Linked DNA regions of Homo sapiens: region 1 is linked to region 2. Evidence: chromatin loops called from intact Hi-C (ENCODE). Cell type or tissue: K562. All regions are shown on one strand. Links, peaks and the distances in the headings refer to the core of each region. The heading gives the core; the rest is flanking DNA.

Region 1 (13,119 bases), core at 1-8,000, 380 kb before region 2:
ATCGAGGGATACTATTGTTTACTTTTTTAAAAAATGAAAATATAAAAAGCCAGTCGGCTGCCTCTTGTATTTCTAATGCACAGCCAGAAATAGGGTATTCCATGTGATGCAACAGGTTTGCCTCCACAGCAGCACAATGGTGACAAAGTTAATCCAGGATAAACATGGACTTTGATACATCTTTCCTAATTTCCTTCTCGTAATTTTCAGTTAGAACTTGAAACATGTGATTAGGTCAGGACCAGCTTAAAGCTGAAGGGGGCCGTAAAAAGTCCTTTCAGGCTGTCATTTTCAAGATGAAGATCGAAGGGCCCAGAGCTCTAGAACCCGTTAGTGATGAGTCAGGACTTGAAGCCCGAGGTCCGAACTTCCCCCAGTCACCTGTCACCACGCGGTCTGTGGACATGCCTCCTCTCTGAGCTACTTCCCTGTGTGAAACGGTGCCAGCCTGCGTTTTACATAGAAAAGCTGTAGGAACCACATTAAAAGCATGTCATTCCAAATCTTGGTTCAATTTTCTAAAATATGAATGGAAGTAATATTTTTGCCATTTAAAAAATAATACGATCTGTGAAAATAAATATTGTATTTTCATATTGGGTAGGTAATCAGGAGAGGAAGTCCCTGATCCCATTTTCAGAGAGTAAACAGATTTTTGAGGTGGTTGAGAGGTGTTTAGCTTAAGTGGCTGCAGAATGAAGGCAGCAGGATTGTCATGGGATTTGTGACTTTGTATTATAAGATCAGCTGAATTTGGTTAAGCTGTAATTGAGCAAGTTAAAGTGGACTTGGATCCCTTTCGGTTTAGGAAGAATGTCTTCATCCTTCCTATGCAGATAGCTTCCTTCCACAGTCCATCAGCATATCTGCTTTTCTGAGACCCCTCCTCAGGGACAGAACCCTCCCATACTTGGGGGAATGGATTCTACTTTCCAGAACAACTGTCTAGCAGTTTCCTTTCTCCATGAAATCCTGCCTGTGCTACCAAATCAGGAAGGTGGAACAAAGCTCTACCTCTTACCAAATCCTCCCAGACTCCTTAATAATATCCAACCAAAACCATAGGAAATTAACCCAAATGATCTGTATCTGCCTGTGTTTCTGTTAAATTTGAACGGTGTAATTCATACATTTCATGCCTCCAAAGTCATACGAGCTGCCAGTTAGCTAGTACAAAAATCACAGTTGTCCGAGGAAAAGATTTTAATACGAAAGATACATAGATGTTAAGCTGTTGGTACTGACCAAGAGTGATTACAAGTGCATTCAGAGCAGAACCAGTGGGGCAGTAGCAGTCTCAGACTCAGGACAACATATTAACAGTGTGCATATCCATCCAGTAGATCCATGTTGTCTGTATGCCTAAATCACAAGGTCTTAATTAACCGTGTAAACGAGATTTACGTAGTCTCTGTCTAACATCTTAGCACCTAGATGTTTTGAAACCGCTCAGTCTTGCATAAAGCAGTGGAACTAAATGTGTTCTTTAAAATTCCTTGTTGCTGTGAGAACCCAAAAGAGCCAGCATAATTAGCTTTAGTGTTTAGTCAAAGGCTAATGGGAAGAAATGGATTATGATTTTCCATCAGATTAGTTCAGGCAGATATATTCCTTTGTAAACCAAAAGAAAAAAAAAAGAAATTATGATGCTGTTCTAAAAACTGTGCTGTAAATATTTGGCTTTAGAGAGGCAAGAGTGGTTGCCCATTGTAAATAGGGCACTGGACTTTAACTTTACGTATTTGGATTCAGTTTCAGGCACCACTGTGGACATTTTGTTATCAACCAGTAGATCTTTGCCTTAGTTTTTTTCTTTACCATTGTGTTTTCTTTTCTTTCTTTTTGGAGACAGAGTCTGGCTCTGTTGCCCAGGCTGGAGTGCAGTGGGGTGATCTCAGCTCACTCCAACCTCTGCCTCCTGGGTTCAAGCAATTCTCCTGCCTCAGCCTCCCAAGTAGCTGGGATTACAGGCACGTGCCACCACACCCAGCTAATTTTTGTATTTTTAGTAGAGACGGGGTTTCACCATGTTGGCCAGGCTGGTCACGAACTTGACCTCAAGTGATCGACCTGCCTGGCCTCTCAAAGTGCTGGGATTACAGGTATGAGCCACCATGCCTGACCTGTTCCTGTATTTTCTAATTCTCTTTATACTTAGGTTCTCTATCACACCTGAATGCACCAACACTTATAGTTAAAATTTAGAAAGTGCACTCAAGTCTAACATGTTGGAAGACTGGATTGTAATTTGAGTCAACCTGTTATTTTGTACTTGGTTCAAAGTCAGTCAATACTATTTTTTATATCTATGGCACATTTATGTTACTAGTACTGCAGTAGATTTTTAACAACTTCGTGTCTTAGGGGAGATACTCTGTTAATTTCAAATAGGTCATTGTACAGAATGCTTCACAAAAAATGTTAAATGCTTTCCACTACTGATTTGATGGATGATGAATCTTTGATGTAAAACTTCAAAATAGAATTAAGATCTTCCTCCCTTCACCTCTGTTAAAATTTTGTAAATTAACCCTGGGATTTCTCTGAGATTTATGATACATACATAGTGTATATTTATTTTCATGAGTTTGATCTTAAAATTGTACTCAGGTTGTCCTTAGCTTTAAAAAGCAGTGTTAGAATAATGAAGCACAAAAGTTAAAATAGCAGCATGGAAGTTTTAGAAAAATAGTCCATTTACTTTTTTTTTTAATCAGAAATCATTTTTAGCTTCCCTTCTCCCCCGCTCCGCCCCCCCCTCAACCTCTCCCATTTTCTCAATTAGCCTGTGCTGTCCTTTAGGATTAGAACCTTAATCCAATTTGGAGGATGACTTTTTTTTTCGTTTTTCTGAAATTAAGGGGAGACCTGAGTAATAGGGGCTGGGGCTAAAGACAGTCAGGTTGTCAGAGGGGACTCCTTTCTTCTCAGGCTGGAATCCTCACCAACCTAAGTGGGGGTTAGGGGTATGTGCAGACTGGCAGCCTTAGATTTGTCATGTAAGGCTTTAGGACCCTGCACCTGTGGGGTCACAGTTTTCTTCTCTCAGTTCTAAAACAAGACTTTAGTATTTTATTCCAGACCTATTTGTGTAATCATGAATTTAAAGAACATTTTCATATTGATGGCTAGTAGTTAAAATTCACATTTATTATACTTTATGCTAGCCTTAGGCATATAGCCTATAATTTATATTAACTATTGACAGTTTATACCCTTTTGGTAAAGATCAGATGTGAGAATAATCTGCCTTGGCAGGTTAAAACAAAACACTTTTATTTTGACACTTAACTTTCCAGTTTATTTTTATGGGTAGTTCTGGGGTGGAAAATAATATTTACAAAATAATAAAAGCCATGATTTGGAGACCTGACCCAAGAAGCTTCAACATCCTTAGGTTGCTTGCCTGTGCCACTGTGCCGTGACACATTCCCTACTGAACATAGGCTAGTGTGGGATTGCTCCACCCAGAGGCCCTTCCCCAGAGCAGGGAGGACATGGAGTGTTTGTGAAGGTTTTTCTCTCCTTAACAAGTAGGTTAGTTTTCAACAGTTTAAGTACTGGAGTAGGTGCTGACTGTTAATATACAAAAGCAAAAAAATACATATATACAGTAATGGGTAGTTAATTATGTTCAGCTTCATTTTCTGTAAGCTGTTGATAGTTTCTCCTAGAATATTCTGTCTTCCTCTTATCAAGGCAACTGGGATTCATATAAAGGAGCTTCTTATGTATATGGGACTTAGAAACTAGTTAAAAGTGTGAAAAGAGGTTTTAAAAAATATTTTCAAACAAATGCATCTATCTGTACTTCTTAGGTGAGCTAATGAACTAAACCATCTTGAAAAATTTATCTTAGTATTACACAAAATGCATTTGTATGAGATCTGAATTGGTTGGAATTCATTGAAGAACTTACATATTTGAATCAGATTATTTCATAAGCTGTGGTGGTACAAATTTTTCATTGAAGAGAATTTTAAGCATGTGTCCGAAGGTCAGAGGGGAGGAATGCCTGCAGATCCGTGTGAGGGATGAGGGCTGAATACACAGGGTAGATCAGAATTGCACTGGAACCTGGTTATACCTCCTAACCCAGTCAAGCACCTGTGGTCTTTTAAATTTCTTTCTTTATAATCTTGTGTATGTTGGTCAAAGAAGGGTTTGATTAGTCAAAATAGGAACAGCCACTGTGGGCTCCAGAGATACTGTGAAACGAGTGGCAAAACAACCTCCCCGCCAAGTAGACGAAAATAATAAACAAGATACCTGTTTGGTAGTTTAGGGAAGAGATTCCCTCTTTGAGGAAATAAGTCTTGACTTTTCCCTCAGTATTCTTAGCCTAGTTCCTTGCTTGGTGTTCAGTGATTGAACTATATCTTATCCCCACCCCCAACCTCTCAATCTGTTAAAAGGCCCTTTACACAAACTCTGCAAATTATGCCATGATAACTTTAAATCTCAGATTTTAAAACTAAGTGTATGCTCCGAGTCGTAAGGTATTGCATCTGAATGAGATCTGAGAGGTAGCTCATTCATTTTACAGTAGAGGCAACCAAGACACAAAGATCATTCTGGAAATCACATCACCAGCTAGTGGCAGAGTTGAGTTGCAGAGGGAAGCCCCAGTCTTCTGTGAGTGTTGCGCATTGTCTCCCACATGGTTTGTCTCCTAAATAAAACCCCAAAGAATTGTATAAATTATCCGTGCTTACTATTTGCAGACCCTAATAGAGAGTACAGAAAACATACAATTCTGCATTATTATAAATTTGACCTTATACTAAGTTGGTGGTTTTTCTTTTTTTTTTTTTCAGCCAACGATGGATCAAAGTAGTTTTTAAGTCAATTATAGTAATTTTTAAAAATCTTACCAGTGGCATGGTTTAGAAATCTTCTTCTTTGTAAAGACACCCGGGGAAAGCTTGATAGGACATCTTGTTTTCTTTATAAAGATCTCTCCAAGAAGCACAGGCATTTGTAATCATTCAGTTAAACATTCTTTATGAGGAAAAGTGGGGAAGAAGAAGGAAGGGAGAGAAGAAGAGAGTGAGTTACTGTATATACAAAGGGTGAAAGGGGATCACCCAGAGAAGGGACATGTGATGACTAGAAGGGCTGCTTTAAAATTATAAATGTGTGTGCTCTTCTGATATTGCACCATGGATAATAGAAGAATGACAGCTAACCTAAAGGATGATTGTTTTAAAAGTAGACATGTAAAAATCACACCAATCTATGGGCAATTCTCTCCACCCAAGTAGGTTCTGGCGATTCTCTTTTGGGATGCACTTACCTGTCTCTGATCCATCCATTTGAAGCAATGTAGTGGTTAGAAGGGTGGATCTGGACTCAGATAACGTGGGTCTGAATCTGGCCTCTACCATTCTCTTGCTTTGTGACCGTCTGCAAATTACTTAATCTCTCAGAACTTTAGTTTCCTCATTTGTAAAATGAGGTTAATAGTACCCACTTTGTTGGATCCTGAGGCTTAAATGTGATAGTAAAGCACTTAGAATGGTATCAGACATGAAGTGGGCACACAACAAATGCTGCTTGTGATTATTGCTGTTACTGGTCACCACCTAAAGCCATCAAGCCAAGATTGCATTGATCCATATGCTGTTTAATAACTCAGGAAAGTGGATAATGAAGTTTCAAAAGGGTATCAAAAATAGTTAAAATTGAGTTTTAGTGCTTAAAGGGATACATTTCCAGTTCATCAAAAAGATCTTCCATACCTATAATTTTATTTTGCTACGGTCAACTCTGATTTTCTTTGATTTTTACCAAATTCCAAAAAAACTTAAGTATCTTTAGAATGATATACTTACTGCATATACATCTTCAGCTTCTTCAGAATATATGTTAAAGAATTAATTTGTCTCTTTCTCATAGTCAAATATGCCTATTCCCGCAGATACCATCTTTCAGAGTAGTCACAGTCGAGTTATCTTAATTTCTCTTTTTTCTAATAAATAATTTTTTTATTTACACAATGCAGATCGGGTCTCACTATATTTCCCGGGCTGGTTTCAAAGTCCTGAGCTGAAGCAGTCCTCCCACCTCGGCACCCCAAAGTGTTGGGATTACAGGTGTGAGCCACCATGCCTTGGCTGAGTTATCTATCTTAAGTATTGAAGTTATTCTTCTAAATAGAGAGAGAGATCGAGTAAAGTGAATTTCAATCTGTTTCATCTTGGAGGAATGTTTTTAAGAAGTGAGAATTATTATTTTAGGCTTGGCAAAAATTATATAATTATGATAAATTCTATAATCAGAGCTCAGTCCATCACTTAGTAGTCAAAGTTAGCATAAATCAGTTTTATTTTGTAGCTCAGAGAGTTTGGTCTTTTTGAGACCTTCACATTGAATTTAGATTTATTAGGATTCCAGACCCACTACTCATTTTACACATGAGAAATAAGGCCTGTGAGCTGTGACTTCCTGAGATTCCCCCAGTGTACAAACAATAGCTGAGAATTGCTTCTTAGGTGTTGAGAAGTACTGAGAACCAGGCCCCACTCCACCTGGGATAATCTTGACTCTAATGAGAACGTGTGCTTTGGTGACTGGCTGACCAGGCCCTCCCTCCTCCTCAGCCCTAAATGGCAGGCCAACTGCCAGAAGCCCCACTGAGACCATCCTAGAGGGAGGTGGGACGTCTTTGCTGGGTAGGGGATTGCCTAAGAAAGCAATACTGGCTAATTCCTTTGCTCCGGAGAATGTGGCAGCAGTGCCCCGCCCCCACTGAGTTTTGATAAAGACTTCTGTGATCATTAGGTACTTGAAAAAAAACCAAATGAGATTAAGGCTTAAGAGCATTTAAAAGTCACAGCCCTCATTTCTGTCATGAATACTCTGGTAGTTGCTTTAGGTACTTTAGAGCTGAGCAGTCCTGCAGATAATCCAGAACAGAGATAATAAAATTGAAAAGTACACGTATCCTTCCTGTTTACTTGACTTTTGTGACTAGAATGACTCCTTCTCGCTCGTGTTTCTCAGTCTGCTCATCTCCCTGGCTCTTAAGTTTATCAAAAGCCCAGTTCCTGATTTGCTCTGCTGCTTTCTCATCACTCTTGCTCTACATCGTTCATTCAAGTGACACTCAGAACATATTATATTAACTTTTCATTTGCATTGTTCATGTTTTTATGTGGGTCACTAATTAGATCGTCCTGTCTTGTGTGGGAGTGTTTAGTATTAGCAACTTAGTATGAGAGAGGGCATGGAGATGAGGGGATAAAAACCTGATGAAGGACACCAAGTTCTGAAAGGGTGGTTTAATAACACAGCATTGCTACCCTCTGAAACAACCTTTGTTGCTGGTGCCTGTTTGTCTGTGCTAGGAGTTTATGAGAAAGGGGGTGGCAGTAATTGGTGTCCGAAGGCCTGTGAATGACTATGGCCAAGACGTGAACTCAAGCCATCCATAGACTACAAGCTATTGCTAGTGTCTCCATTTCTGCCAAATCCTTCCTCATTAAATGGTCTTCTCAAGGTCCCTTCAGAACACTCAATTCTTCTAAGTGACAGGATGATCTCAGAAATAGGACAGGAGGCCAGGGATCCTAGCCTACACTGGGGGTGGCATGTCCAGCTTCCTGAGCTGATGTTTAGGTCATGATTGTCTGTCCCTAGTTCCTCTTTCACGGGAATACATGCTGGAGCTATGTACTAAAAGGGGAGTGTGTTTCCTCACTGTATCTCTCTCTGTCGGGGCATAAGACAAGAGAACAGACCTGTGGAATGATTAGGGAAGCTCAGGGGTATCTACCCAGTCTCAAAATCTCATTCCCAGCTGCCAGAAATTCACCACCAGTGTTTCCTTTTTACTGTTTTTGTTTTGTTTTTGTTTTTGAGATGGAGTCTTGCTCTGTTGCCAAGGCTGGAGTGCAGTGGTGCAATCTTGTCTTGCTGCAACCTCCGCCTCCTAGGTTCAGGCGATTCTCCTGCCTCAGCCTCCTGAGTAGCTGGGATTACAGACACCTGCCACCATGCTTGGCTAATTTTTGTATTTTTGGTAGAGGCAAGGTTTCCCCACATTGGCCAGGCTAGTCTCAAATTCCTGATCTCAAGTGATCCACCCACCTTGGCCTCCCAAAGTGCTGGGATTATAGGCATGAGCCACCATGCGTGTCCATTTATTGATTCTTAAAGGCTTGCTTTAGAAATAGATGGATAAAGTTGCTCAGCAGAATTATTAATATTATACTTTGAGATTTGTCTTATCAAAGGATAGAATAGGTTTGTTGAAGCAAGTATCTTCCATTGTCTTATTTCGCTTTATAAACTCATGTCTGCTTGGGAAAGAAAAATTTGAAAGCACACTAGAGTAGAAAAAAAAAAACAAATCCTTCATAGTTTTATCAGTCACTAAGTAGTGTCAATGATGCTCCTCCCTAACCCCAATATGTAAGTTCGTTCCCACCCCCCGACGCCGGGTTATAACCACACTATATATACTTTTTGTTTTTCATTTTCTTTGCAAGTGTCATTTTATGTTGGCACAGTATATCCATGTCAAAACATGATACTTTATTTAACCAGTCCCTTGGACCTGAACATTTAGATTATTTCCACTTTTTTGTTTTTATTAAAAATGCTGAGACAGACAGCTTTGTCCAGTAAATTTGTGTCTCACTTTTTATTGCACACACCCTGGTAAGTGGGATTTTCTCTTAAATTCTTAAGAGGGGAAATAAATTGGCCAACAGATAGTACATTTTGAGGGATAACTTTCCAGAAACCATTTATACTCCCATGTGTCATATAATGAATGGAGTCTGTTGATTCTTTGTGAATTTCATAAGTGATGAAGCAGTATATGGCATTTTCAGTTTGCTTTTCTTTGATCAACACTTTCTCCTGTGTTGATCATTTGCATTTCTTCCTTGTGAGTTGTATAGATAGAACAAGGAAATTTTGAAAGGAGGAAGATAGAGAAGATGGCAGAGCTTGGAGGCCTAAGGAGTGAAATCCACCAGGGGAGATGGATCTGGCAAGCCGGCTCAATGAACGTGGACTCCTGTGGGAGGCAAAGTCCTGAAGGCGAGAGTTAGGATTTTATAAAGCAAAGTTGCAAGAAAAAAAATTTTTCCCCTAGATTGCACACTTAGAATAAAATATCCTTTATTGATAGGAGCTCTTACCAGGCACTTGGGACAGCCCACATCCTTCAGCTGAGACCTAGCCAGCTTTACCAGCGCATCTTCATTTTTAAGTGACAGTTGGGATTTTGCCTCAGATACTTGAGGAAGGTATTGACCTCTCTGGAGATCTGCGGAAGGATCTTTCTCCTTTTGGAATGAATCAGGATGCTTTTCTAATAGTTGAAGATCAAAAGTAGTCCAAATAGAATTTCAGAAGTGATTTTAATGATGCCAGAAAATGGCAAGTCTTACACAGCTGAATTCTTAAAGAAGAAAAATTAACCAAAAGGAAATCATGAGATTTCCTAGAAATATTTGTTCTTATGTGTGAAGAGGCAGGCTAATCTTTTGTATGTGAGAGGCCTTCAGTGTTGTAAATAGGATAAATATGCATTTTGTCAAAGATATTTTATTTTTAAAGAAAAGCATGATATTTTGTGTGTGAAGTTTGGGCTTTTTTTTTTCCACCCTAAATCCTTCAAATGTTTTTAGTCATGTTTTTTAAGATAGTGAAGAGCTGCATATTTCAAAATGTATTTATATTCTGACCTTGGTTCATAAAAGTCTGCCAAGCGCCAGAACTATTTAAATTTGGCTATAACACTGTGTTAACGTGATGAATAACGATTGACATAAATGTACTATATTATTTTTATAAATTGTGGTTAGACATGATAGTAATTTTAGAATATTTACAGTGCTATTTTTGGAGACTTTTTTTTTTTTTTTAGTCAACTAGCAGTGTTGAATGTTTTATCTAGCCAACTACAGGTTTTCAGCTCATAATTAGAAATGCCTGAGAAGTCCATATTGTGATTTAAGGAGTTATTAGCCCAAGTCAGCAATTTTATAAGGCATTCTTATTAGGAAGTATAAAATGAACTTTATGTAGTAAAAAACGTATTTTATAATTGGCATATATCTAATGCATTGTATACATTCACTCATATTAAGCATTTTGGTTAGTCTTCATTATTTAATCCTCCTGTGGTTACTTAACATAGAATGTGTAATGAAGAACTCAGTAGCTTTAAAGGTGGGGTGGTTGAGGAGAATAGAAAATGAAGGTGATTTATTAACTACTGTTGAAAGCTGCTTTAGCAGTTAGGGTGAATAAAAATGATGATTTATTAAGTATTCCATCAGTAATAAGATAAAGCCACAGTGTAGGGTTGGAAGTACTTCTGTTTTCCCTAACTCCCAAGAATACAGAATTTCTATGACATTGGCTCTTTGCAGTCGTCCGTCCCTTCCAGAACTATCATATTGAGGGCAGGAGAAAGAGCTTCCCCTATTCATCCATGTGTCCAACAGATCAGTTAGCTCTGGGCCCTGCCCATAATAGGGCCCAGTATGTATTTGTTGAATGAATATGCTCTTTGAAATAAACATGCCTACAGGAGTTACTCAGGTTAAGTGTGATTTCGCGCTAAGTAATCTGGTATTCCAGAAGTGGTGTCCGCTCATCTTTGAAGTCCTTTCTAATGTATATACTCATGGGCTACAAGTCTTTGTCTTTTTGATTTTTTTTTTTTACAACAGTCAGAAGTCATTTAGAATCAGACCTAGTGAATAAAGAGACTAATGAATATAGGAAATGCCTTTTCCAGTTTTCAAGTTGTTTTCCAGAATGATTTATAAAATGAAAACTGCATTCATTTTCTTATATGACTGTAAACTGGTGAAAGTGGTGCCAAAAACAAAAAAAAGTCTTTTGACCAAATACAACACTGCTGAAATAAATGTAGATGATTGTGAGATTCCTTTAAAGGTCAACACTCGAATATAAAGATTCTGTTATTTTATTGAAAAGTGTTTATATCTACAGCCAGTATTTTTTTTTTAGATATGTTATTTTTAAAGTAGGTAGAGTCTTCATTTATTTTCTTTATTACCTAGAATACTGGACAGTATTTAATAAGGGTTGCCATTTTTCTTGTATTTCAATTTTATACAGGATATACCTAGAGTTGGTTTTGTTTTGTTTCCATTTTGGCAAAATTTTTTGAGAGATAAAGGTGTCTTAATGAGTAATGCTTACAGTACCACACTAAAATGAAAAGTCATAGGTTAGCTATTATTTTCCACTAGAGAAATCAGAATTACATAAACATGTTCCTCCCTAAGAAGGTGTGATATTTTGAGAAAGAGAAAGAAGCTTGGTTTTCTATTTCCCAATTTCATATTGTTTCTCCTGAAAAGTGCTGTGTCATATAAATAATTGCATGGTAGAGGCTCAATGAATTTTATGCATTTGTCAGTGGTCCCTTTTGCAGTTTATTCTACAGATGACTATTAATATTCCTAAAACATCACTTCTCTCGTATTGCCCAACTCAGGTTTTAATGGTCCTCCATTTCCTATAAAGTAATGATTCAGACTTCAACATGCATCAGAATCACCTGGAGGGCATGTTAAAACAGATTGCTGGTGCCGGGCGCAGTGGCTCACACCTGTAATCCCAGCACTTTGGGAGGCCGAAGGGAGGATCACTTGAGGCCAGGAATTCAAGACCAGCCTGGCCAACGTGGTAAAACCCTGTCTCTACGAAAAATACAAAAACTAGCCAGGTGTGGTGGCGTGAGCCTGTAGTCCCAGCTACTCGGGAGGCTGAGGCAGAAGAATCACTTGAACCCAGGAGGCGGAGGTTGCAGTGAACCGAGATTGTGCCACTGCACTCCAGCCTGGGTGACAGAGTGAGACTCTGTCTCAAAAAAAATAATAATAAAAAAATTTTGAAAGCCTGGAGTTTCTGATTCAGTAGGCCTGGGTGGGCCCCAGAATTTGCATTTTTAGCATGTTGCTAGGTGATACTGATGCTTCTGGTCCAGTGACTTCAGCTAGAAAAACATTTTGCTCTAGAATGAAGTCACAGTGAAGTCACAAATGTTTAGCTTGGCATCCGTAGTCTTCTGTAAATCTGCATCAGTTTATTTGTTGAGTTGTATCTCTGTTACTTCCCAGGAAGGACTGTGCTTCCACAAAACTTACATAGTTACTATCTCCAGAACACATGTCGTTTAGGATTTCACCTTGTTTACTTTATGGTTCTCAAAAGGAGAGTCTTCTCACTTGCTCAAAATCCATGTCCTCATGAAGCCCTCTCTACACTCTCAACCTTCACTGATTTCTCCCTTCTCCAAATTCCCATGTTATTGATTATTTCTATCTTTGGCCTGTGTGTCACTGATTTTGTGTGCATATATGTTATCTTTCAAGTAGATTTCAGACACCCTAGAAGTGGGGACACCTTTTTTATCTCATAGGTCCGTGGCCCAGAATTTGACAATAAAAGGCAATTCATCCTAAATGTAACCCAGATTAAGTATATCAACAAAATGTTTTATAAATGTGAGGCAGTATGGCAGAGTAGAAACACTTCTGTCCTCCCTTTCCACGCCTTTGAAATGGAGTTAATAATTCCTCTTTTTCAGAGTTGTTGTAAGAATTAAAATAGAAAATGTATGTGAATCTCTCAGCGCAATGCCTGGCATGTATCATTCATTATTCAATACATAGTATGTACTTACTAGCAGCTAGGAATTGGTAGGAGTGATAAGGAAAGGGGTTGGTAGGTAAATTGGATTCAGAAAGTCATTTCCAGGAAAGAAAAGTATGTTTTGGCTGCAGTATTGCTGTATTGACCAATAGCTTCTATTTTCTATTGTTGCCTCCCCTTTTAGTTGTTGTTGCCAAATTTCTCACTTCCTATGGCAGGAAAGTAAGCATTATTTTGCCTTGTTAGAATTGTTATTACACAGAAGGGATGCTCATCCTCAGGAAAACCATAGAGAGGGTGTTGAATGGAGTGGTTCCTCATTCATTCATCAGTGTCCAGTTACTTCTGACTTCTGGGCCTGCTGTCACACAACACTCAGATATGTGGGGAGGAAAGAAAGCCAGGGATAAAGAAATCTGGAGAAATACCTTCAGGGCATAGAAAGAAATAATTTTTGTGAGCTGAAAA
Region 2 (16,491 bases), core at 4,935-12,934:
AAAGATCACCTGAGCTTTTAGTTCTTAGCTGTTACAAATAAAGCTGCTATAAACATTCACGTACAAATTTCATATAAACATAAGTTTCATTTCTCTGGGATAAGTGCCTAGGAGTGCGGTTGCTGGGTCATATGGCAGCTGCATATGTAGTTTTGTAACAAACTGCCAAACATTTTCTAGAGTGATTGTACCATTTTCCATCCCTACTAGCATCATATAAATTTTGCTCACATCCTCACCAACATTTGATGTTGTCATTATATTTCATCCTTTCTGATAGGAATGTGTGATAACTCATTCTGGTTTTAATTTGCATTTTCCTAGTGGCTCATGATATTGAACATTTTTCAATATCATGAGAACATTGACCAGCCAGGCTCCTTTAGGGATATTTTTGAAGAATTCTTATTTGGGTGAGAAGTTGCCTCCTAAATATTTGTTATGGTACCATTAAACTCTAAAATTTCATTCTTTTTTTTTTTTTTGAGATGGAGTCTCACTCTGTTGCCCAGGCTGGAGTGCAATGGCGTGATCTCGGCTCATTGCAACCTCTGCCTCCCAGGTTCACGCAATTCTCCTGTGTCAGTCTTCTGAGTAGCTAAGATTACAGGAACCTACCACCATGCCTGGCTAATTTTTTGTATTTTTAGTAGAGACGGGGTTTCACCATGTTGATCAGGCTGGTCTCGAACTCCTGACCTCAGGTGATCCACCCACCTCGGCCTCCCAAAGTGCTGGGATTATAGGCATGAGCCCCCGTGCTTGACCAAATTTTATTATCCTAATAGTGAAAGAGACGAATTAAAAATACTTCATCTCCATTAGCACTTTACCTGCATACTGAAAGCATGTATAAAAATACCTTGATCCGCTTAAACATTTGAAATATTTTATATCCTCATCAAAGCTACATTAACTTTAAATTCATGATAGTATATTGTAGTCTGTAATATTTAAATTTGTCATAGTTTATAATCTATTAATTTAATGGACATACACAAGTGTTCTAATTTTTGAAATAATTTTTTACTTCTATAATTTTTATCTAAAGTATTGATAATATTTTTTAAATGTGCCAAATGTATTTTTGCCTTGCAATTCCAGCTTCCTTGCGCTCAGAACTCAACCATCAACATGCAGCTGCAATTGATTTGTTACGGCATAATCATCATCAAGAATTGGCAGCTGCTAAAATGGAATTAGAGAGAAGCATAGACATCAGCAGAAGACAGGTAAGTAAGAGTATTCTGTACTCTGATGATTTCTTAAATTTGAATAGATTGAATGTTCATAATTTCCTGAAAATTATTTTGTAATAACTTATTTTCACTAGTTATCACATTCTATTTATATTGAAGAGCTTTATTTGATTCAGTTATTTATTTATTTGAGACAGGGTCTCGCTTTGTCACTGAGGCTGGAGTGGAGTGGCACAATCACAGAAGGGAGCTTAACTGTCAGATAACTGCTAGAGCAGCACTAAACTAAGTCTGCTTTGTAAGCCATGTGATGTGTGTGTTTTAGGAGGGCCTCCTTAGATGCACTTTCTCTTTAGATTATAGGCAGTGGTGCCACAATTATTCTTCAAAATCATGTAAAACTTACTGAGGATGTAAGAGCACTGTGTTCTAATCTCAACTAATCCACTGATTATAAATCATCTTTGGGTATTGGTTTCCTCATCTGTAAAATGAGAGAGATGTCCTTTGACCTTTTGGGTTCTTTGTAATCTGACATTATTGAAGCTATATCCATATACACACTATATGTGTGGAAAGAGAACAGGCCTTGAGGTTTTCTCATTTCAGCAGTTTGCTTTTGAAGAAGCAATGTCAGAATGATTACATTTGACATTCCAGTGTGTCATTTTCTTTCCCGCAGATAAACACAGAAATCAAATATGTAGAAAACTTCTAAAAATGACTTTTTTTTTTTAACAGAGTAAGGAGCACATATGTAGAATTACAGATCTACAAGAGGAATTAAGACACAGAGAGCATCACATCTCTGAATTGGATAAGGAGGTTCAGCACCTTCATGAGAATATAAGTGCCCTAACCAAAGAACTGGAATTTAAGGGGAAAGAAATTCTCAGAATACGAAGTGAATCTAACCAACAGATAAGGTATGCCATTAAGTACAACAGAAGGAATATGCAGTGTCATCTGAAAAACTGTTGTGCTGATATTTAGTAATCTATGCTAATTTTGTGACTAGACTGGCTCTCTAGTAAAATATTGAAGACCTCTTTTTACTTTATTTGATGACTATGTTATAATCTAGAACACAGATGAAATGTTTATATCTTGAATGATGTAACATGTATTCATTCACTTTGGAAATTGTATATAATTAACTGAATTCTTTTTAAAATGTTATTTGAAAAAGCATTAAAGGAGACAACTTTAACAAAGCCAGAAGCTTATAGCAGAAAGTAAGTAGCTTAATTTAGGCTGTTTACATAAATTTTCTATATATTATACCAAAAACCATTTCAAATCTGGTAGAATAATAGAAAGTTTTGAAAGCTTGACTTCAGAATAACATTTTCTTAACTAAAAATAAATCAAACAGGTTGCATGAACAAGATTTAAACAAGAGACTTGAAAAAGAGTTGGATGTCATGACAGCAGACCACCTCAGAGAGAAAAATATCATGCGGGCAGATTTTAATAAGACTAACGAGCTACTCAAGGAAATAAATGCCGCTTTACAAGTGTCGTAAGTCATATTATATAAGAAAATTCATATGTGGATAATAAATTTAGGAGCACTGTGTTTAACCTCAGATTAGCTGTTATTTTGACTCTAATAAAAAGGATACTTTAAAAAGAAAATTTTAGTGCTGTGTTACAGATGGTAATTGCAGTGCTATATGTTCTTTAATTAGGATGAGGCAGTTGAATGATGATGTTTTATCAACTAAGACTGCACCAGTTCTGCTAGAACAGTAATCTAAAGAATGTTCCTTAGGATCATGAACTATCATGCCATGGTGAAAACTGAAAATATGGCTATATATAATGTTAAGTAAAAAGAATATATAGTGAACAATAGGAATACTATGATCCTATATACACACTAATAATGTATATTTTACCAAAATATCAAAATATCTTAACAAATACCAAATTTTAATGGTAATGGTTCCCTCAAGAGAATGGATTAGGAGGTACTGGAGATGAGAAAGAGCAATTCTTTCTTTTTATTTTATATACTCCACTTACATATTGTTTAAATTCCTACAAGAAGCATCTAATTGTCTTATGATTTTAAAAATCAATAAAGGGGAAAACATTACAAATAAAGTTACCGCTCATACATAGTAACTACAGTATTGTTAAAACCAAAGTTTCTAATTCTTATTTAATGTTCTTTGGAAACATTTAATAACCCTTCCTTTCCTAGATGCTTGTAAACTGATGTAGCTAATGCAGTTTGTACTCAGTCCATCTCTGTGGCCTAAACCCTGGTCCAACATAAGTTATTTCAGAATTAATCTACTCTAAGCTGCTGCTAGTAGTTTATTCACCTTTAGTCTCTCCTCTTCCAATCAAATATATATATATCCACATACTTCAGTAAAGTCACAATTAGTGACTAATCCCATTATCCTTCATGTCAAAGTCAAATGTAAACTTAACAGCTCCAATGTGCCTTATTCTACATCATCCAACAGCAACCCTTATTTCTTATTCTGTCTTTTTATCAGCCTAGTGGACCTTCTTGGTTTCCTGTGTTGTCCTCTACAGTCTAGAATAACCTCCTGTGTTGTTGCCGTTTTAAGTATTGTCCTCAAATCTAAAAATTATCTTCTTTTATTTGATTTATGTGACCAATTCAATCTTTCGGTAAAGATTGTTACATACATAGGCAACACCACAACACACACATACAGACGCACACATGCACACACATGTATTCACTTAAGCCACAGCAGAAAACAGGTCCCCAGTTGTTATTTACTTGAGTATGCTGTGAGATGAGGTGCTCTTTCTGATGGGCATATTCAGAATCGTTACATTAGTTAAGCACTCAGTGAATGTTTCATGAATGAATTTTATGATTCTTTCTCCATCATATTTACCACTTTTTGAAGTTGCCTTTGAAATGGTGAGGAAACTTGTGTTACTTCCCTGGTCACTCTGAGTTTGGTGTTTGCTGTTATTAGAGGTGATTTTTAAATCCTTTTGGGCCAAGTATGAGCTCAGGTATCTGCCTTGTATAACAGCTCATAACCCCATACTTTTGCAGAAATGATTTACAATAGACCTCAATTCCTTGGCTGTCCTTTTTCCTGGCCTCAGTGGTACTCCTCAGACAGAGACTGAAATCTTGGCATCCCCCACTTCATGCTCCGAAAAAACATAGTCACAGAAAGAATAACGTCAGTCTGTCTGTGTGTCCTGTCTCCTTAGGAATGTTAATTTACAAAGAGTAAAGGTTGTGTCCTTGTTTTTCCTTTATTCTGTTGCATATGGTTTTGCACATTATGAATCTTCAGTAGGTAGCAAATAACTTAGTTTTTGATTTTATGATCATTTTTAATAATCAAAGAATTAGTATTTGCTTTTAAGTAAACTACCTGCTTTTCTAGACTCTCCTTTCATTTTAATGCTTCCACTTGGGTCCATGCTAACCAATTATGTTTCTTTTTTCACCAGAAACTTACTGCCACCAGGTAATTACCCCCTAGCTTTAGGTGTTTACTCCTTTAGTTAAAAACAAACACACACCAAATTTATATTTGACCAACACTGTCCAATAGATTGTGATAATGAAAATGTTTTGTATCTGCTTTGTCCAGGTTAGTAGCTTCTAGCTAAAAATGGCTCTTGAATGCTTGAACGGTGATTAGCATAACTGAGGAGCTGAATTTATAAATTTCATTTAATTTTAATTAATTTAAATGTAAATAGCCATATGCAGACTAATGGCTACAATGTTGGAAAACATAGTTTTAGACAATTGGTTGTTTCTGTTTCATATCCTTAAATGCAGCCTGCTTGGATCTGCTGAATGGTTTGGATTTAGACAGGTAGTGAGCAGGGAGAGTTGGTTCCAACTTATGGAGCTGTGGGAAACAGTATCTGTACTGTTCCCAAGGACTAGGGGATTCTATTGAAGTTCCTAATCAGCTGCACCCTGGCTTTAAAACTTTGAAATCAGAAGAGTCCTGTGGATTCCTGGAAGGCAGTGGTGCTGGGGGCTGAAGGGACATGGTGCAGCCTGACAGGCCACAGCCTGCCACTGAGGAAGCTTGGGGGCAGAGGCAGCTTCTTGCTTCTGCTCCTGCCCCAAATCCTGTTGAACTCCCTTCCTGGAGAGAGAAGGGTGGGGCAACACATGTAAAGGATGGGAAATACCCTCTAAGTCTGTAAGTATTGTAGAAGTGGTGATGAGTTCTATATTGCTTATGGATGATGATTATTACAAATCCGCTTTGGTGCTGGAAGTTAAAGTTTTAGATTTTTCAGAGAGTTCTATAGAAATTTTATTTTTCAGTGATATAGTAGTAAAAACTTTATATCTAATAAAAATGTCCTGATTCTGGTTTCTTTTAGAAACAAATGAGAAAATGGGCTGTTTGATTTTTTTTTATCTGAATGATTTACTCTGTAAGTAAAGAAAGTTCAAGCTAAATGAAAACATTCTCTACAACTTGAGGTCATGGCCGATTTTTAATATGCAAAAAGATGGTTCTGAGATTACTGATTGTTTAGGTTTATTTCACAAAAGATGATTTCTTCTTGAGAGAAATGTTGAGTTTCTATACTTAGATTTTAAATAGATCAGTAATCCCCAATTGAAAAGAAGCACTCCGCCACACCTGAATTACTAATTTTTTGTTTAAGTTTTGAGTCCTTTCATCTATAATACCCAAATAACTTTTGTTTTTGTTGTCATTTGATTTTTAATTTACCATTCAGGTATGGTTGTAAGCTTTGTGAGGTACGGAAGTAGTCTTGTCACAAATCAGAGTCTGTGCGTAATTTATGGGAAAAGAAAGGTTCAGCGTTAAAGTGCTTCAATTGCTATATTTCCTTTATTTAAGAGTTTAGAAAATGATGATATAGGAGTTTTTTCATCTTTATAAAATCAAAGTTATAGGATATATGTGTGCATAATATACTATTGTTTGGTTATGAAACAATAGTATACCATTTTTGGTTCTAAAATTCACTGATTTTATTTTTTTATCCTTTTCTTTTTCTTAACAAGACTATAACTTGGAAACTTTGTATACAGCTTTTTAGGCATTTGTAATTTAGGCCTGTTGTCCATGAATCACAGACATTGACCTGTATATTGTCAGAGCCAAAGAAAGCAGGGCATGCATGCCTGGTGAGAATCCATCAGTGGCCCTAATTAGTAATTTTATATGTTCTACTTCTCCTTTCTCCTTTTTTCCCCCTTTCTCTTCTCTCTTCTATTACTTTTAATGGAAATCTGTAAAATTTGAGTAAAAGGCTACACTTGTGTGGTATTCTCAAGGCGGCATTTCCCAGGCTTTAATCATCCTTGGGATGATCATATACATCCTTGGGAATTGGGTCATTTCTGGCTACGTATATTATTTTCTTAATATTTTTAATTGACTTATTTTAACTTAAATATTTAATAGGAAAACTTGATATCACTACAGTAGAACATTTATCACTACTGAAAAATTTTATCCTTTATTCTAAATAAAAGCTAAGCTATAATTATATGAATGTAAATTTTGTGAAAATAAAACAATGTTATTAGATTCTAGCTAGCATTTATGCTGAAGTCCTGCCTGAGTGTTGTGAAATAGAGTAATGAACATAAGTTATGAAGGCAATTTAAGATATACAGACCCGGCTGGGCACAGTGGCTCATGCCTGTAATCCCAGCACTTCTGGGAGGCCGAGGCAGGCGGATCACCTGAGGTCAGGAGTTTGAGACCAGCCTGACCAACATGGTAAAACCCCGTCTCTACTAAAAATACAAAAATTAGCCGAGTGTGGTGGCAGACACTTGTAATCCCAGCTACTTGGGAGACTGAGGCAGGAGAATCGCCTGGACCCGGGAGGTGGAGGTTGCAGGTAACTGAGATTGTGCCATTGCACTCCAGCCTGGGTGACAGAACAAAACTCCATCTCAAAAAAAAAAAAATATATATATATATATTATATATATATACACCCAAACAATTTTTTTTTCTTGTGATTAGAAAGATTAAAGAACCAACTTAAAAACAGCTGTGTATGCAGGAACAAAACCAAACTCCACATGTTCTCACTCATAAGTGGGAGTTGAACAAGGAGAACATGTGGGCCCAGGGAGGGGAACATCACACACCAGGGCCTGTCACGGGGTGGGGGGCAGGGGGAGGGATAGCATGAGGAGAAATACCTAATGTAGATGATGGGTTGATGGGTGCAGCAAACCCATGTATACCTGTGTAACAAACCTGCATGTTCTGCACATGTATCCCAGAGCTTAAAGTATAATTAAAAAACAAAACAAAACTGTATCACCAGTTGTTCACACCTGGACTAAATTTTAGAAGCAGTGCTGGTTATGAGAGCTGCCTGCGGCAACTGAAGAAAAGAAAAATATTGACTAGTCTTGGCTTGAAATGGATATCGGAATAGTATCAAGTTTTCTTTCTGTAAAAATTTTGAAAGACTAGTAATTAATGAAATATATTTGCAAGTTAAATCTATATCATATTACTTACTTGTTCTCTCCTTTAATGCTTTCCTGTTTGTGTTTATATGGATTATGTTTTTTCTATTTAATCAATTATATTTTCCTATTTAATATCCAGGTGTTTTTCTTATTAAACATTTTTGATGATGTAAAAATATTGTATTAGTCCGTTCTCACGCTGCTAATAAAGTCATGCCCGAGACTGGGTAATTTATAAAGGAAAGAGGTTTAATTGACTCACAGTTCAGCATGGCTGGAGAGGCCTCAGGAAACTTACAATCATGGCGGAAGGGGAAGTAAACACATCCTTATTCACATGGTGACAGGAAGAAGAAGGGCCAAGCAAGGGGGGAAATGATTTTCCCTTATAAAACCATCAGATCTTTTGAGAAGTTACTGTCATGAGAATAGCATGGGGATAACTGCCCCCATGATTCAATTACTTCCCACCAGGTTTCTCCCATGACACATGGGGATTGTGGGGACTACAATTCAAGATGAGATTTGGGTGAGACACAGCCAAACTATATCAGATATTTTATAGAGAAGATTAACTGATAATAATTCTGTAGGCAAAGGATGTTTAAGCTAAATAAAAACACTGCAATTTGGATTCAGGGATAGACCTTTATTATGCAAAAAAAAGTGGTTCAGAGATTGTAACTGATTGCTTTAGATTCACTTTACCTTAACTTCTCAATTAACAAAAAAATAGAAATAATAGTTTTAAATAAGGCTTTAAATTTAGTTGTTTAGCTACCATTTATACCAAGTATTCTTGCTCAGCTGCGGGAAGCAGTTCATAAATCTTGTACTTTGCTTTTAATGATAAAAGAAAGTGCTCCAGTGACCTCTTGTGGTTTCTCCAACATAAAACCCAAATTGCCATTTCTTTTACTAGTTTAGTATTTCTCGACTCTTAATGTTTGCCCATAAAATACTTTAAGAGTTAACTCTGCCATATTGGGATAAAATGCAAGGTCACTTTATTTGAGTTAACAAATCACATTATTTTTCACTTGGTCTCTATTGTCACAAAAGAACAAAAGTTAAAGATAGTGGAACTTAACACATTGTACAGCAAGGTTGTTCAACCCACGGCCTGCAGGCCATATGCAGCCCAGGACAGCTTTGAATGTGGCCCAACACAAATTCGTAAACTTTCTTAAAGCATGATAAGATTTTTTTATTGAGTTTTTTTTTTAAGCTCATCAGCTATCATTAGTGTTAGTGTATTTTGTGTGCCCGAAGACAATTCTTTAAATGTGGCCCAGGGAAACCAAAAGATTGGACACCCCTGTTGTACAACTTACCTCGCACTGATCTGATGAAGTCCTAGCTGATCCTGAGACAATCACTTCCTCACTTCCTCATCACCTTCATACCTCCCAACACTCTAATTGAGAACTTTAGCCAGGGGACTGGATAGAGGGCCTAATATGTTATCTCCAAATCTTTAGCTTAGGCTGAGTTTTTGGAGGGATTTTATGGTACTCAAATACACTGAGATTCAGGTACCTCTCTAGGGTTTTGGGTGGGAATAGGAATGTATAACTGATTTCTGGAAGATAGATCATCTACAAGTTACTCAGTATTCATGAGTGAATAATTTTTTCTAAGAATCTTTATTAACCATAATTTTATTGAATAATGTTATTGAAATTTTAAGTTCTATCCTTTATATCCTGAAAACAAGATTTTTAAAATTGTTCTAAGTATTTGCATTTTCTAAAATTGAAAGTGCTTTTTCTGAAACTAAGCCAGCAGTTTCCATTTGTATTCTCTTCAGTCTGCCCCATCCTATATTCTTAGACTCAGCAGGATGTGTCACCTGCTTATAAAAAGTGGCCTATATTTTAACGTTCAAGGCATTCAGGCCTATTACCACCTCATATCATTCAGGACAGAATAGGCTTAGAAGGGAACATAATTCTTCTCTTACCTGATGAAACTTTTTTTCAGTTTGTATGTATTGGCTGATAATATAGAATTTTTAAACTTTCTTTTCTATAAACCAGGAAAAAATGACGTCATACATGTGTGTCCTTTGTTTTGCTTTCATCTGTATTTGTTTCTTGTCCTTTTTATATGTTACCAAGCCTTGTGTTATCACACAGTATTGTATTGTGATAAGCACTTGTAATAGTGAGCCTGCCTTTCTAGTATCAAACCTGTTATTTGTCAGGTTAGTATCATTCAACATATAATTTCTTCTGCAGAGCTTATCTCCAGATACTGCTCACCTTTTCTCCAAATACTCTGGAATGACTTAAAATGAGTGACTTCTTCAGAAGTAACCTGCAAAGCCTTTCATAGTACCATCTACCCCTTTAACTCCTTTAATGCAACTACTGCTCTTGAAGCAGTCATGTCATTATGCTTAAAAGTTTTAAGGAAAAAAGAAGTTTTGTTTCAGATTTTTGTGTGTGTTCAACTAGACTAATTTTTTTAATGTAGGTATTACAGAAGAATGTATCTGAGTGATATCAATGAGCTAAAGTCTTTCTTGTTTTCAGATTAGAAGAAATGGAAGAAAAATATCTAATGAGAGAATCAAAACCAGAAGATATACAGATGATTACAGAATTAAAAGCCATGCTTACAGAAAGAGACCAGATCATAAAGAAACTAATTGTAAGATATTTTGGTTTTAGTCTAACCATGTTAGTAATCAATAGATATTGATTGGGAAAATATGGGACAATCTTTTTAAGTAATGCTAAGTGAAAATAGAAAACACAGAACATGTGCATTGTGATTGAAAGTTCATTGAAATGTTTATGAATAAAGTAATTTTTAAAATTTAAATTTGGCATTAGGGTAAGGGAATTGTACGTCTTTCATTTTTTTTAAAAGAAAGTCTTTTTGATACATATTGAATGTTTAATAATATGTCACTGCCAGTATACAATTAATATACCATTGAAGTGTGTGTATGTATGTGTGTTGCACATGTAGTATTAGGATTGGCTAGCAAAGAAAAGCCAGCACATTCATGCATTAGCCTGTATTGTACACTAACAGGTTGAGCATATTGATTTCCTAAAATGTGTCCTAGCAAACACTAATCCAAAATTTTTACTCTATAGAAAAAAAATGTTCCATAATCTAGCCACAGAAAAGTTGCATGCTTTCTCTTGGACGGTCAGTAACACTGAGGTTCTCTCTTGGAAAGTCAGTAACACTGGGTTCTTAATGGCTCTGAAGTTTATCAGCTAAGAAAATACGGATTTAACAATGAATATACTCTTTAACCATTCATATCTTCAGCTGAAGACTTTGGACTTTAGCATGCAAAAAGAGCATAAGAGCAACATGTATTTCTGAAGTCCTTTTTCCTTAATGCATCTCTGTTTGCATTTAGGAGAGGCAGCCTGTTGTCTGAGACTAGAAGTTCCTGCTGAAAGCAACAGGTAGCAGATTGGGGATCACAGGTAGAATCCAGGAGCAGGCTTTGGAGAGATGAGTGTGTGCTGCTTCAATCCACCAGCCACCCAATTTTCTACATATTGTGAACATGAGCACAGGCCTTATAGATTGCTGCATCTGGTAGCAGCAGACTCATGGAAAATTATATTTCACACATGAAATCAGCAAGCATAGTAAATGTATTGAAACTCTGTTCCATATAAATAGCTATTAATTCCCAGTTCTTACTGAGGAGGTGTTATAATTGTATTTTGTCCTCACAGCAAATACAGTAAAGCAACTTTCGAAAGCAGCACAGCTCACCAGGGAAGAGCCAGGATTGTAGGCAAGGGTTGTTCCATACTCCTTCCACAACAGCCTGATTCCGTGGACTGTGAGGCACATAGGTCAAGATTAGTGATTTGAATGACAGTGGTGACTAAGAGAGGCATAAAGAATTCTACTAGATTTCACTAGAATGTAGTTCTGCTAGAGCACAGCCCTGCATTCTCCCACACACTGTTGTATTTACTTATGGCCTTCCCACATTCTGCTTACTCAATTAGAACATCTTGTTGGTGAAGCCAAAGGTAAAGGTTTTATCTCTATGTGGGCAATCACTTTTTCCCTGTTCTTTGATTACCATTGCTATCATAGATTAATATCTCATATTAGATGCAATCGAATCTATTTACAGTACTGAAGAATAATGAGGCCGGATATGATGGCTCATGCTTATAATCCCAGCACTTTGGGAGGCCGAAGCCAGAGGATTGCTTGAGGCTAGGAGTTTGAGTCCAACCTGGATGATGTAGTGAGACCCTACCTCTACACACACCAAAAAAAAAAAAAAAACAAACAAAAAAAACTTAGCTGGGTATGGTGGCACATGCCTATAAAAAGAAATGGAAATAAAGATTAATGATATAGTTTCATCCTTATCTGTGGAAACAATTCAGTCATGCCCAGAGCCCCATGAATGTAAGTTGTAAACCTGCCCAAACTGCATAGTCAGCCCTGTGAAACAGCTAGGACCAAATAAAACATTTAGGTCCACTTTTGAAGGAAAAGGGTCAAGTGCTCGGGTATGGGGTTTAAAAGGTGTTGAAAACTTATCCCCCAACATTCCTTAAGACAGCAGCAATCATGTCAAGAAATCTTTAAACAAAGTATCTAAATCTTCATTCAGGTTTTATAGTAAATTTTAAATGAAATGGCGTTTATACATTTATGTTTTTAAAATATTCCATAGAAAATATTTAAAAGATGTTTATAATTCTTTTGCATAGGAGGATAATAAGTTTTATCAGCTGGAATTAGTCAATCGAGAAACTAACTTCAACAAAGTGTTTAACTCAAGTCCTACTGTTGGTGTTATTAATCCATTGGCTAAGGTATGTGCCGTAAACACTGTAGAATAGGAATGTGGTTTAAAAGTTGGTTAAAAATTTGGTGAAAATATTTGGAGCAGCATAGTTAGATAAAGCTCCCAAAAAATGTTTTCTTCTATTTAATAATCTAGCACTAAAACTTATGAATTATTTATATGTTCATTTTAAGAATGAAACTGAATACTACTCATATTCCTTTAAATATATTTTACCAATATTATAAAACTTGATTCTACCTTTTTTTCATATTTCTGAAGAAAACTAACCTTCTGACTCTGCTTAAGACTATTTCTTGTTGTTTTCTTATTGTTCACAATCTTCTGCTTATGGTCCAGAAAGAGACTCCAGCCCTGGATACCCAACAGCTGTTCCTGGTTTAAGGCCTAACATCTTAATGGACCTTGGGTTGGACATGTATTTTGTTGCCTACCAATCGTCAGAGAAGGGCTTTACTTCTCTCAGCCTTCTGACCGTTCTTTTTGGTTTGGTTTGGTTTTTTGTTTTTGTTTTGGAGATGGGGTCTCACTGCGTTGCTCAGGCTGGTCTCAAACTCTTGGGCTCAAGCGATCCTCCTGCTTCCAGCTCCCGAGTGGATGGGATTGCAGGTGTATGCCACTTTGCCCAGCTTTATGACCGTTCTTAATTAAAATTGAGTATGACTTATTTTGATATTTGTTACTCTCTTGGGACAAAAAGAAGAGCCTTGAAATAGACATGGCCAAGTCTTATAAATCTTTGTACCCTAGCTTCCCATGGCTCCAATCATGTTTTGGGTATAGTAGGTATTCAGTAAATATTTGTTCAGTTGCAAAATTTCATCACATTCCCTATAAGCCACCACAAATTATTCTGTGAATAAAGGAAGTCATAAAGAATAAATGATTATATATATACATATATATATATATTGGCTTCATAGGAATTATGAATCTTATGGCAGAAATCAGTAGTAGAATAAATAAAAGTGATAGTTCCAAAGCTGTTTTTCAAATTCAGATTTTATTAAGTTTCACGTCATGCCTAATTTTTATTAGGACTTTACCCAGAAATTTTCCTTTCCTTTCACAGCTCGTAAAACTTCTCTATTAAGAACACTGAATCTATCCTTCCTTTACAAGTTAAAGTGTTCCAAACTTTAAACTTGAATGTTTTCTAAAATAGAATGACTGTAGTGGCATGTAGCTGTATCTCAGAGTCTAAAATACTGCCTGGCAGATAGAAAGCTCTGAGTAAATAATTGGTGAATGAATAATTATAATTAGTTTTAGTTTTTTAATTCATAATTTAGGGTGAAATAAGATTTTAATTATAAAGCAAGATTATGAGGTTTGTGGAAAAAAAGATATACTAAAAATACTCCTTTTCATTTATTTATTTTATTGGAATTAAATTTTTTAGCTGCAAAATGATTACTGTAGAACTTTACCAGTATTCTTTTGATTTCTTAAAATAGAAACCTTAAGTAGGTTTAATTATGCCCTCTGGTGACTAGAATAAGAAAATGCAAAAGATACATCTTTGTAAGAACTTTCAAACTACTTTTGACTCCTAATAGTGACTTTAGTTTTCACAAATAGTTCTGAGGAAGGTATTATTATTATTTTCTTTTTCTGGTTATGCTAAAATAGGATTTTCATCAGAGACTCTACAAGTCACAGAATATGACAGAGGAAAATGTTTAGACAATGAGATAAATAAAAATAAAAGTTCCATCTTGTATATTAATTGCATTTTTTCCCAAACTCGAGTTATTTCCCTAAAAAGCTTACAAATTTAATTGGTATACATCTAATTAGTAAAATATGAGAATATTCTAAATATCTAGTAACATGTTAATTTTTATTTCTCATAGCAAGATGATGATCATTGATTCTAGAGATGTGAATAAAATACTTTGAGACTAAAGTTAGTGAATTGCAAGCTGATAGATTTTGATAATCTGCAGTGGAATTTGTCTTTTTATCTCTTAATTTTAAAGACACATTAAAAAATCAGCTGATTACTATTGTTTTGTAACCTTTAAAGTTTAAAAAATATGAGCCAATTAATGATACTGCCAAGTAATATGGAAATTAGACTTAATTATGCAGATATAACTTTCTCTCTTCAGAAAGATAGATGTCACAGTGAATTTAAAACCAGATTATTTCTCTTAAGTCAGCTTTAGGTCTTTAGTAGAAATGTGCAATTTGTTTCAAACTACATTGCCAAGCATTTTCTCATTCCTTTTTTTTTTTCCAGGCAAGAACTGCCTCCCTTTGACAGATGGCTAAATTTCATGGACTCTCTTTTAAAATTATGTTTAACTTTACCCCTTCTCCTAATTTTAGCCTAAATCCATTTAACCTTCTATCTGCAAGACTTGCTCTCTCCCCTAATCCTTTTTCCCTTTTCTTCCCAAAAGGGTATTCTTTACCCCTTGGCACTCTTTTTACCTTCTCTCTCATTCCTCGTGAATGACTCCTAAATGTTTCTTCCTCATTCTTTCTGCCCTGGTAGCATGTCTGTCTTTGAGGATTCCATGTAGATAAAAAATACCTCCAAGGATTCCCAGACCACAGTTTGGGTAACACTGGTTAATTAACATTTTAATTTAACATAAAGCTTCCAAAATTTTCCCATGCCAAATTTCTATCTTCTACCATTCCTATTTTCTCATTTGTCCTCATGCAGGGACTATCCTCACATGTATTATTTTTAATGCAGCAAAAGAAGAAGAATGATAAATCACCAACAAACAGGTTTGTGAGTGTTCCCAATCTAAGTGCTCTGGAATCTGGTGGAGTGGGCAATGGACATCCTAACCGCCTGGATCCCATTCCTAATTCTCCAGTCCACGATATTGAGTTCAACAGCAGCAAACCACTTCCACAGCCAGTGCCACCTAAAGGGCCCAAGACATTTTTGAGGTGAGACCCGTCTCACCAATGTTTTTTTCTTTTCTTTTTTAACTTGAGAAATTTACCTTCTTACATTGCAGAAATCACTACTTTAAGAACAACCTAAGAAAAATTACTATGAAATATTTTCTTCAAAGTATATTTATCCCCTCTCTAGAGAACTTCCTTTTGACTGTGTTAAAAAGATTTTTTCTAATTTGTGGTCATCAGTCAATTTTCTAAGTACTTGAAGAGGTGTTAATGTAATTTATATCATTAGAATTTTAATATTATGCACAATTACTTTATTTTTAGTATTGTCACCAATTTTTAAATTAACAATCCATCCTTATTGTAGAACTTTAAAATAATTTTTTGTTTACTAAGTGGTTTTTGTTTTTTATATATGTTTATTTTTTTCCCTTTCTTGTTTACCAAGATTATTTATAAATATATATATATATATGCTTATTGTCAAAATAGAAACATACGTAAACTCTGGGAACTTAAATATACTTATGCAAAAACTAAATTTAGAAAAAATAAATAATTTTAAAAATTTCCATTCCAATTTTTTACCTTGCAGTTGTTGATTAAATGTATTAGCAAATTTTGAATGAAATGCAAATTTCATTAGAAATTTAGCCATTAGATAAAGTCAGAAAGTACTGTTGTTTTATGCTCATCTTACTATTACTGATTTTTTGCTGCTTTATGTTTTTTTTCTTATTCTTACTAAATCTTAGCAGTGTCACTAGTAATAGTCTTACAAAGTAGGCAGGTTTTTTTAGGCTAAGTGATTAGTGACATAGTTAATGATTAACAAAAAAAATAGCAAGAATGAAAATTAGTCAGATACACCTCTGAATTTGTCTCCTGCTAAATATTTTGTGTTGCTTATTTTCCCTTGTGCATGGGTATGTTCAGGTATCAGTAAGATGCATGTGCATGAGCTCAAGGAACATGACTACTGGAGTTTCCATTACACATTGTTGCGTGCCTTGTAATTTTCCCCAAAGACGGTAGGGATTCTTTTGTTTTCTTAAGTAGCCCAAAGAATCTTTAGTTAGAATTAAGAAAAGTATAAACTATATAACATCAATAACGGGGGAAATTATATTTTTAGTGTTCTC

What was found. Hi-C counts contacts between places; a loop is a spot of excess contacts. Peaks named below come from ENCODE experiments on the same cell type or tissue, not always from the same donor. Only the 100,000 strongest peaks of a DNase experiment are listed, where the experiment ranks them.
Region 1: a loop joins it to region 2, with 3 times the contacts of the local background. A loop is called at or near these places in 7 of 110 quality-filtered maps.

The regions. Positions count from the first base shown.
Region 1 is chr6:119,334,832-119,347,950 of GRCh38, reverse strand. The region is part of intron 2 of MAN1A1 (mannosidase alpha class 1A member 1); the gene reads left to right. Among named protein-coding and RNA genes, the nearest start is that of MAN1A1, 8.4 kb to the left of the region's middle. In K562, for the core only: CTCF peaks have their summits at 3,479 and 4,582; DNase peaks (open chromatin) are centred at 360, 4,580, 6,630 and 7,604; H3K4me3 peaks cover 4,811 bases.
Region 2 is chr6:118,960,658-118,977,148 of GRCh38, reverse strand. FAM184A (family with sequence similarity 184 member A) reads left to right here. Exons shown (of 18, transcript NM_024581.6): 12 at 1,105-1,232; 13 at 1,941-2,125; 14 at 2,575-2,721; 15 at 10,197-10,314; 16 at 12,378-12,482; 17 at 15,186-15,388. The region is part of intron 1 of LOC124901389 (a long non-coding RNA gene); the gene reads right to left. Among named protein-coding and RNA genes, the nearest start is that of MCM9, 34 kb to the right of the region's middle. In K562, for the core only: a CTCF peak has its summit at 8,527 (motif pointing left); no DNase peak of the experiment used is centred there.